2 separate regions of the Homo sapiens genome follow, and region 1 is linked to region 2. A link is a contact called in ENCODE Hi-C data. All regions are on one chromosome and are shown on one strand. The core of a region is the stretch at or near the end of the contact, and the rest is flanking DNA. Distances in the headings are between cores, read along the strand shown.

What was found. A loop is a pair of places that touch in the nucleus more often than their neighbours do. Pooled maps may share reads with other maps.
Region 1: a loop to region 2 is called in a pooled map, with 2.1 times the contacts of the local background. The contact joins the promoter of C10orf71 here to the promoter of FAM170B in region 2. A Hi-C loop is called at or near these places in 1 of 50 pooled maps.

Annotation. Positions count from the first base shown.
Region 1 is chr10:49,297,208-49,301,914 of GRCh38, reverse strand. C10orf71 (chromosome 10 open reading frame 71) reads right to left here and starts at 2,745. Exons shown (of 3, transcript NM_001135196.2): 1 at 2,682-2,745. C10orf71-AS1 (C10orf71 antisense RNA 1) reads left to right here and starts at 3,022. Exons shown (of 2, transcript NR_108038.1): 1 at 3,022-3,225. RefSeq lists a silencer at 4,692-4,707.
Region 2 is chr10:49,130,915-49,135,422 of GRCh38, reverse strand. It overlaps FAM170B (family with sequence similarity 170 member B), which reads left to right and starts at 1,402. Exons shown (of 2, transcript NM_001164484.2): 1 at 1,402-1,616; 2 at 3,071-4,269. The coding sequence starts at 1,505. The coding sequence ends at 3,810. All of the region lies in intron 1 of FAM170B-AS1 (FAM170B antisense RNA 1), which reads right to left.

The DNA of each region.
Region 1 (4,707 bases), core at 1,496-3,995, 170 kb before region 2:
GGCCAAGCAGAGAATGGAGGACGCAAGGAAGGCCTGCCCATCTGCCATGTGTCATGGCCCAGAAGAACGTCCCTTTCCCCTTCATCTAAGACAGGGAGGTCCCTAAGTCTGGAGAGGAAGCTATTCATGGTTGATTGGTTGTTGGGATTTTCTTTCTGTCAGACTTTCCCCAGGCTGTCTGACCTGGGCTTAGAAGGGAATGCACTTTGCACTGAGCTGGCTTCAGTCTTTCTCCTGAGAACCCAGGTCAGCTGAGTTCTGCTCTTGCCTCCCCTTGACTTTAGGAGGCTGTGGATTAATCACACTGTATTCTTCCCACAGGCAGCCCCTTCCAGGGAATGTTCCAGAGTGATACCAATGACTTAAATTGGGGGTGACACATCTGAACATCAGCATGTGCTCTACATGCTCCATGTTTGGGTCTTGATAGGCCTCCACTGATCCCTTGTCCTTCCCGCTCTGTCCCATCCACTAGCTCATGCCATGCAACCCTTGGAAACCAAGTAGAAATGAGGGGGTGTCTGAGATTTTTCCAATTAACTAAATGAAGCATATGATTGAGATAAAGACTATGGACTGGCTGGATTTTGTGAAATGAGGTTTAAACTCTCAAATGGAAATAAAACCAAAATCCACTCCAGCCTCGATGGACCCTGTTGGGGAGCAGCAGCCCTGTGTGCCCCTGTAGCGTGGCCTTCTCTCAAAGCCCTTTGCTTCCCTCCAGTAACCCAGGGCATATGGAGTAAAATCCCAAGAGCCAATGAGGAAGACGGCCCAGTTCTGGTGCCACCAGCAGGCTTGGGTTCTTGAGATTTCTGGCAGAGACTGGAGGAATAGGGCTATTTCAAGACATGAGGCCTCCCCTCTTCAGTAAGGGTCTCCAGGGCTTCCTTAGGGTCAGGAAAAGACAAAGACACTTACTTCTGTCCTGGCAAAAAGAAATCAAGGTGGGAGGATGCAAGGCCATCTCTGGCCTTCCTGTCTACTCTCAACAGCTTTCTCTCCCCAGGTTCCAGGAGACCTAAGCCCCTCTGCTCCAGGACACAGCATTCTACCAGCCCCCTTCTTACCCACCGCACACAGTTGTTCCCTTCCCAGTGAGCTTCTGGTCATCCAAGAGCAGACAAACTTGTTCCCAGAGACCCAGGGGCAGATGTGTGTTGGACTTGGGTCACCCGGGGAAGGCTATTTATAAATCACCCCGATAAGCACAATCTGCCCTGCTCAGCCCAGGCCACATGGACACGCTGTGTGTCTGGTGATTCTACTGCTAAGCTAACCCTCCCAGCACCGTGACAGCAAACTGGACATTTCCTGTATCAGCCAGGCCTAAAAAGTGGGCCCTGGAAGGTGCAGGAGGCTCAGGAGCCAGCCAGCCACTGGTCCTGAAGGGTCTGGCTTACAAACTATTCTAACAGCAAGAACTTTCACTGCTTTTTTTTTTTTTTTTTTTGTATTAAATTGACCCATCTCAAGATGTGTTCTTGTAACACAGTGGTCAGCAAACTTTTTCTGTAAAGGGCCACATTGTAAGCGTTTTCAGTTTTGCAGGCCATATGGTTTCTGCTGATATAGTGTAGAAGCAGCTTTAGACAATATGCAAATGAATGAAGGTGGCTGTGTGCCAATACAACTTTATTTACAAAACCAGATGCTCAGACCACAGACCAGAGTTACCAGCCACTACTGCAAAGGGAACTCAAATGCTGGAAAACAGGACCTCATTTACTACACACATCTGTTTAATCTGCTTCCCAGGTTCCTATACTTAGGGAGCTACCTGAAAGGCCTACACAATGATTTTTCTTAAGGCTATCTAGCTTTCCACACACATTGACCACTGCCGTTCTCAATGTTCAATTCTTCTCCACCAGAAAATAAAAGAGGTAATTTTAGACTCAGTCAAGCATACCCTGTGGGAGTCTGGTGGGGGCCCTCCCAGGGTGTGTAAGAACAGGCAGCCTGTGGCGGGCTTTGTTTTGGGGACACACATGCTCGCAGAGCCCACAGGCCAGAACGTCTCAGTCACCAGTTTTTCTCTTTGTTACAGCTGGTGTGACCCTGCCTGGCCCAGCGCTGGGGGAGCTAAGAAAGCCAGCCTCCCTCAGCCCTGAATGCTGAAAACCTGGGACCATGGGGTCACCCATTTGACAGCGCAGTGGCCTGGGCACATCTGTGCACTCAGCCATGTGGGAGCAGAGATCCCTGACAGATGACACCTAAGGACAAAGTCACACATGTACACGGTTCCGGGTACGTGGTCCCCGAGGCCCATCCAGCACACCAAGAACCTTAGCCCCAACACCAATGGGCTCCCGGCACACACATACCACCCTGCACAGCACCCTGGCACCGAACTACTTCCCCAGCACAGCATCGGCCCAGCGGGAACATCCCTCCCGCCATGAACTTGAGCCTCCCTGCCCACGCTAAGGAGCCAGACAAGTGTCTGGGCTGTACCTTCCGCTCTCTGCGTGTCCAGCTGCTCAGGCCTCCTCGGGAATGGGAGAGAAACCCGGCTCTGCCCAGCAGCCAAGACTTCTTTCCTCTTTATCCAGGCTGCCCAAAGGTGATAGGAGAGTGGATTCAGGACCCAAGCCTCCTCTAGCTCACAAACCTACCCACCTGAGGAAGATCAGTGACCAGAAGCCGGCCAGACACGGGAAGTCCGCGAAGCTTACCTAAATAGAGACCCAGCCGGGGGAAACCAAATGGTGTTCTTGGTGGGGAAGAGGCAAACAGTCCGCACTGCAACACCCGCGTGGTGTCAAGTAACAGTCAGATTAAACAAACAGCCTCAGCTGCTATTTTTACTTCCAAATCAGCCACGAGTAACAGATCACTTGGGGAGTGAGAAATTGCTTGCCGCTTAGCCGGACCCTAACCACGATTCCAACTTCAATCCAGAATGATTGCTAAAGCTATTCCAGCACCTAGAGTCAAATAAAAATATCCCGAGGTGGGAAGGAAAACATTTGTTTAGGGAAACATTAAAAACAGGAGAGTGTGTGCCTTGGAGCCAGAGCCCAGAGCCCTGCTGATGTCCCGGGGCAGAAATAGCCCGTTTCATCATCGGCTCTGGACGACCGCCGCCCGCATTCCTCGAGTAAGGAGCCGTCCTCTGCTGTGCTTTTGGAGCAGAATAATCTGCAGCTAGGGGAAGGCCAGGCTGGGTCTCAGGGTGAGAGTTACAGAAGGATATGAAATAATCGGGGAAGAGGCAAGGTAAGTGTCCACTTGGTAAGCTTGGCTACAGCAAGCCCGGTTGTTTGCAAAGTCCAAGCACCAGTGGACAAGTCCCGTTCTGCCAGGCTCCCCTCTCCACCTCTGGGAAGGGCTGGCCTCCCTTCAACCCTGAGGTGGGCTCATGCCTGCCTTCCCAATGGCTGCTTTCTGTCTCAGGCTGGGGTCACCTGCTCCCCAAACTGCCCACAGATCCCCCAACTTTTTCCACTGGCTTTTCCTTGGCTTGTGCCATGCCAGCTCCCAGAGTGCCTTCCTTACTCTCCCAAGCTGGCCCTAGGATAGTCTGCTTGCTACCAGGATTTAATGCAAGAGTGGGTTTTTTTCCCCCTTTCTCTCCAAGGTTCTTTTTTATGCTTCCCTGACTGTGGCCTGAGAAAGCGGAGATGACTGGCCCCCGCTGGGTGTCCTGCTCTGTGCAGCGCTCAAAGCCTCTGCAAGTTTGCAGTGTGCTGTGTCTTTGGGTCTATTTGTAGACTGTCCCTTCTGCCCCTGTGGGCTCTTCAAGGGCAGCAACCTGTGTCCCAGCCCCAAGCTGGGGCCTGGCACCACCTCCAGCCTTGAACCGGCTGACAGCCAGGGCCACAGGGACCCAGGTCTATGTACTTTTGTCTAAACCAAGTCACAAAGAACAGCTCCTCCTTGCCCTGCAGACTAAGGTGTGAGATTCCAACCAGCAGGAGCATTCAGACCCGCCTCCTCCTGGGAGCCTCAAGACTTGCCTTTTGCCCTGAGAGCTTCAGAACCTCGCTGTGGGGATGATTACTTGCTGCTCCGCACTCAGAGATGCTTTGAGGGAGGCCCAAAGTGAACCCCTCAATTTTACCCACCCACCTCCCTACCTCCCCATTTGCCAAAACAAACGCATGCCAAAAGGTCAGACAAAAGCCATCAACTTGAGATGGGAGCCAACATTTAAAAAGTACACAGGATTTTGAGCCCTGGCTCCATTATTTCCTGGTCAGTTGACATGTCACATACTTACCCTTCCTGAGCCTCAGTTTACCCATCTCTAAAGTGGAGAGAATGCCTGTGCTCTGTGGGATTCAGGGTCAGGGGAGCTCATGTACATGAATATGCTCGTCTATTGCAAAGCTTCCCAAAATGTTAGTCATTTATTTGTTATTTTTTCCCATGATTTTTGCTACACCTCAACCATCTGTATCAACATTTACTTACTATTTTCCTTTAAAGAAAATTTAAATTGACTTGCTTTTTTTCTTGAACAGAAGAACTTTATGGAAAACAACAATACTTAATAGATCATGGATTTGACATATTTGTTAATTTCCCTCCCTCCCAGTACACATTGAAACAAATTTACAGTCAGTTCATATGTCATCTGTTTGACCCAAATCATTTTGTTCCAGATGTTAGAAAATGTTGCATTACTAAACCTCATTTTATGGAGGAGTTTGCTTTGGGGTGTGAGTAACATGAGCTGAAAGCTTCGGCAGGGCCGCT
Region 2 (4,508 bases), core at 153-2,652:
GACAGATACAGGTAAACCCATGAGATACACACACAGACATTATATACAGCCTAGGGTGGTAAATGCTATCATGGAAAAATAAAGCAGGGTAAGGTGACAGAGAGTTGTAGGGCCAAAGAAAGCTCTTTTCCTGGGGGTGCCAGGCAGGCTCCTCTGACCAGGTGATGTTTCAGAGGAGACCGGAAGGAGAGAGAGCCACACAGGAACCTAGGGGAAAGCCTGGAACAGGCACAAGGAAGAGCAAGTGCGAGAGCCCAGAGCCCGTGAGGGGAGGATGCCGGGCATGTCCGGGAGCAGTGAAGTGTCTGGAGTCACAGGAACTGAGCAAGGGAGTGAGTAGAGGAGAGGGGAGGGGAGGGGTGGGGTGGGGTTGTGGAGGGTTGAGGAGCTAAACAGGGTCAGCGTGGGGACGTAAGATGGGGGAGAGAAGGAGAGATTTTCCACACTGGGAAGCAGGGTCATTTTATGTTGGCTGCTGACTGTATGTATGTGAGCCTATGTATGGTTAATTAATCTGGCATGAATTTGTGTGCATGTATGTGTGTGTGGTTAAGTAAATATGTGTGTGAATTTGTATGTGTGAGCATGTTATGTGTCTATGTGAACACACGTACATATGTTTATGTTACTGTGTGTGCCATATGTGTTCCAGCGTATATGTGTGTCTGAGTGATCATGTATGCGTTTCTTTGTGTGTGAGTGACATAGTATGGACATGTGTCCCCTTCAAATCTCATGTTGAAATTTGATATCCAATGTGAGAGGTGGGCGTAGAGGGAGGTGTTTGGGTGACGGGGACAAATCCCTCATGAAGGGCTCAGTGCCACCCTCGTGGTAAAGAGTTCTCACTCTTAGTTCTGTGAGAACTGAGTGTTGAAAAGAGCCTGTCACTTCCTCCACTCTTTCTTCCTTCCTCTCTTACCCATGTGATCTAAACACACCTGCTCCCCTTCCCCATTTGCTGAGAATGGAAGCTTCCTAAGGCCCTCACCAGAAGCAGATGCTGGCACTATGCTTTGTGTACAGGCTGCAGAAACATGAGCCCAATACACTTCTTTCTTTTATAAATTACCCAACCTCAGGTATCCCTTTGTAAGCCACACAGATGGACTAAGACAGCGGTTCCATGCATGCTTAAGTGTATACAAGTGTCTCTGTGTTTATGTGTTTGTGTTTTTATGTGTGTCTAAGGAGTTAAGAGTATGTGTGTTTTGTGTTTCTGTGTGTCCATGATAATACACAAGACAGAAAAGGAGTTCCCATGGGGAAATGAGAACATGTTGGGAAGCCTCTCCTGGTATCCAGCCTCAGCCTCTGCCCTCGCCATGGGTCACAGAACAGACCAGTGCCATCGATGAGGTCACACAGTAGAGCTAGGATCTTAGCGACCATGGGGAGCTCAGTGTCCACTCTGGCTGGGGCCAGCTGGAGGCCTTCAGTACAGCCCCAGCCAACTCTCACTGAACAGCTGGAGCACCGACACCCTGGGCACTCATTTCAAATCATGAAATGCTACTTCACAGATCACAGGGGAGAACAGTCACCCACCGATGGGACCACCCTCAGCTTGACCAGCCCTGAGTCCACTGAGGAGAGTGTGGAAGTGTTCTGGCCAGGTAGGTGAAAAGAAAGGCCTGGAAGGTCAGCCAGCTGTGCTCCCTGGGAAGGAAGCCCTGATGGGAAGGGACAGTGCCAGGTTGCCTCCTGATACTGTTACCAAATGGTTGTGTTGACCATAAACATAGATGTGGAGGGAAAGGAAATTGATATTTATGGGACACTTGGTGTGACTGAGGCTGTTATGAGTATATAAGGTGTTTTCAGGGGATATGAGAATGAAAATGTAAAATGTTTATAATTATGTATTTATTTTAATGTGTATTTGAGAAAACAACACGTCCATCCTGTGATTTCAGCAGTGAAATAAAAAATTCCTTTATAACAAAATGATGAAAGTTAATCTAGAACATCAATTTGAAGACCGCGGGGACGTGTCTGTGGGCAGCACCTAAGTGTCACACCAGCTCTGGGGGCCCAATGGCTCCACCACTCATTCAAACTCCATGCCTCTCTTTCCTACTCTGTTGAATGGGAATCCTAACAATATAATTTCTTAGGGTTGTTTTGAATATTAAACTTGGCAAGCACTTCCATGGCAAGAGGGACACAGTAAGTGTTGAAGGAGATAGTGAGATGCCCCCTCGGGAAGGTGAAGACAGGTCACAAATGTTGAAGAGGATGGTGGGTCTGGGTGGCTTGGCCAAGGCACTTTGCATGTGTTGTTTTTTAAATGGGCTTTACTGAGGTGTCTTTTATGCACACAGACTTCAGCAATTTTAAATGCACAATTTAAAGAAGTTTGACACATGTACATTTGTGGAACCACCAACACAGTCATGATAAAGAAGATTTTTCAAAACCCCTAAAAGTCCCCTTGTGCCTTATTATGACCAGTCTCCTCTCACCCCGTCCCCAGCTCTGGGCAACCACTGAGCTGTTCTCTGTTGCTAAAAATTTGCCTTTTCTAGAATGTCATCTGAATAAAATCATATACGACATGGACTCTTTTTTTTTTTTGTTCACATTCTCTTATGACTACATGGCCTTTTTAATTGGCTTCTTTTATTTAGCATAATGCATTCAGGATTCATCCGTATTGTTGCACGTCTCAGTGGTTCATGGATTTAACAGGTTGCATCATATGGATACACCTCAGTCAGCTTACCTATTCCCCAGTTGATGGTCTTTTGCTTGGTGATTACTCTAATACATTATTTGATCCTTATCATCATATCCCTAATGTGTATATAACTCTGTTATTCACCATTTAATGGTCTTTCTCAGTTGAGTCAAGGATTTGGTGATTGCATTCATACATTATTCAATCATTACCACACCCTATGAAGCAGGCATTATCACCATCTTCATTTTTTCAGGAAATGGGCAGAGGGGGCGGTGTTTGCTCAAGAGCTCCCAGAGCCTGTACCCTTTCAGAGTCTGCGGCTCCTGAAGGTAGATGTGGCATTGATCCCTTAAAGGGCACTGATGACAATGTCCTTCTGCTTCTCAGGGACTATACAGAGAGAAGGGTCGTCCCCACGGCCGGGGCCTGCCATTCCCCGGGAGGAGGGCCTCTACTTCGCTGCCAGGGACCGGGGGATGCGGGACTGGAGCAGCTCCCCATCCTCAGAGTCCTCCGAGTACCAGTCCTACTCCCAGTACCAGTCGTGCTGCTCCTGCATGTGCGATGAGGACAATGCTGCTCCGCAGAGTGTGTGTGCCTTCTACACGCACGTGCAGACTGTGCGGGGTGTGGCTGTGGCCTGGGAGACGGAGGCCGGCTTCGAGCCGGTCACCAGGAAGCCCCGCATCCATGAAGCCCAGTTCATCAAGAGGCAGAGGTGGAACGGCTCCTCCTTCGAAATGGCTTCCAACACCGATATGCGCTGGGACCTGGAAGCCTGCAAGAGCAACTGCAGCCCCGAGCCCGAGGACATAGACCTGCTGGAGTGCTGCCTGCAGGAGCTGCGGGAGCCGCCGGACTGGCTGGTCACCACCAACTACGGGGTGCGCTGCGTGGCCTGCTGCAGGGTCTTGCCCTCCCTGGACGCTCTGCTGGAGCACGCCCAGCATGGCATCCGGGAGGGCTTCAGCTGTCAGATCTTTTTTGAGGAGATGCTGGAGAGAAGGCGGGCTCAGGGCCAAGCACATGACCAACAGCTGGAGGAGGAGCAGAGTCCTTCAGACAACAGCGAATGTTCCCGGCCCCAGGGTGAGGTGCTCTCAGCACAGCAGCAGGAGAAGCAGTGAGCCAGAGGGGAGATACCCAACCCTGCCCTCACCTCCAGGGCCTGGGACTGCTCCTTCCCCAGCCAGCAGTATCAGAGCCACTAGGGCAGGGAGAGAGGACCAGGGTCAGGGGGAAGGAAAGGCATGGAGTGTAGAGCAAGGAGGGCCAGGAGACTGGAAGGAACCCCCTTCCTGCCCTAGGCACAGCATCTCCACCAGAGTCCATTTCAAAACCCAAACGAGAGGGCTTTGAGTGTTTCTGATGGCAGGCACAACATCTGAAACCCACAAACGCATGGCCAGAGGGATTTCTATTTTTGCCGGTGGATCAGGCAGGTCCACACTTGCTAAGTATATGTGGGTCACAGGACAGCCAACTGCAAATTACTCTCCAGCCCTATTTTTTTCACTATTACAAATCTGTCATATGCCCTAGTTCTATGTCTTATGTTATTGGGATTAAACTTGAATAACACAAAATTGAATGCAGTGACTAACTGAGTGAACCATGCTGTCATATTGGACACATGGGAAGTTGCCATTTCCATAGGTTACAAACTAGCAGAAACACCTGGAGACAGGCAGCTTCTCAAGGTAGAGCAGGAGGCTGGGGATGTCCTTCTGACCTATGAGTTCATCTATGTCAACTATACATTTTTAAATGGTGCCATGAAATTCATCTTCATCCTTCTCCCTGTCTCAGGGGGCTGTGTTCATTC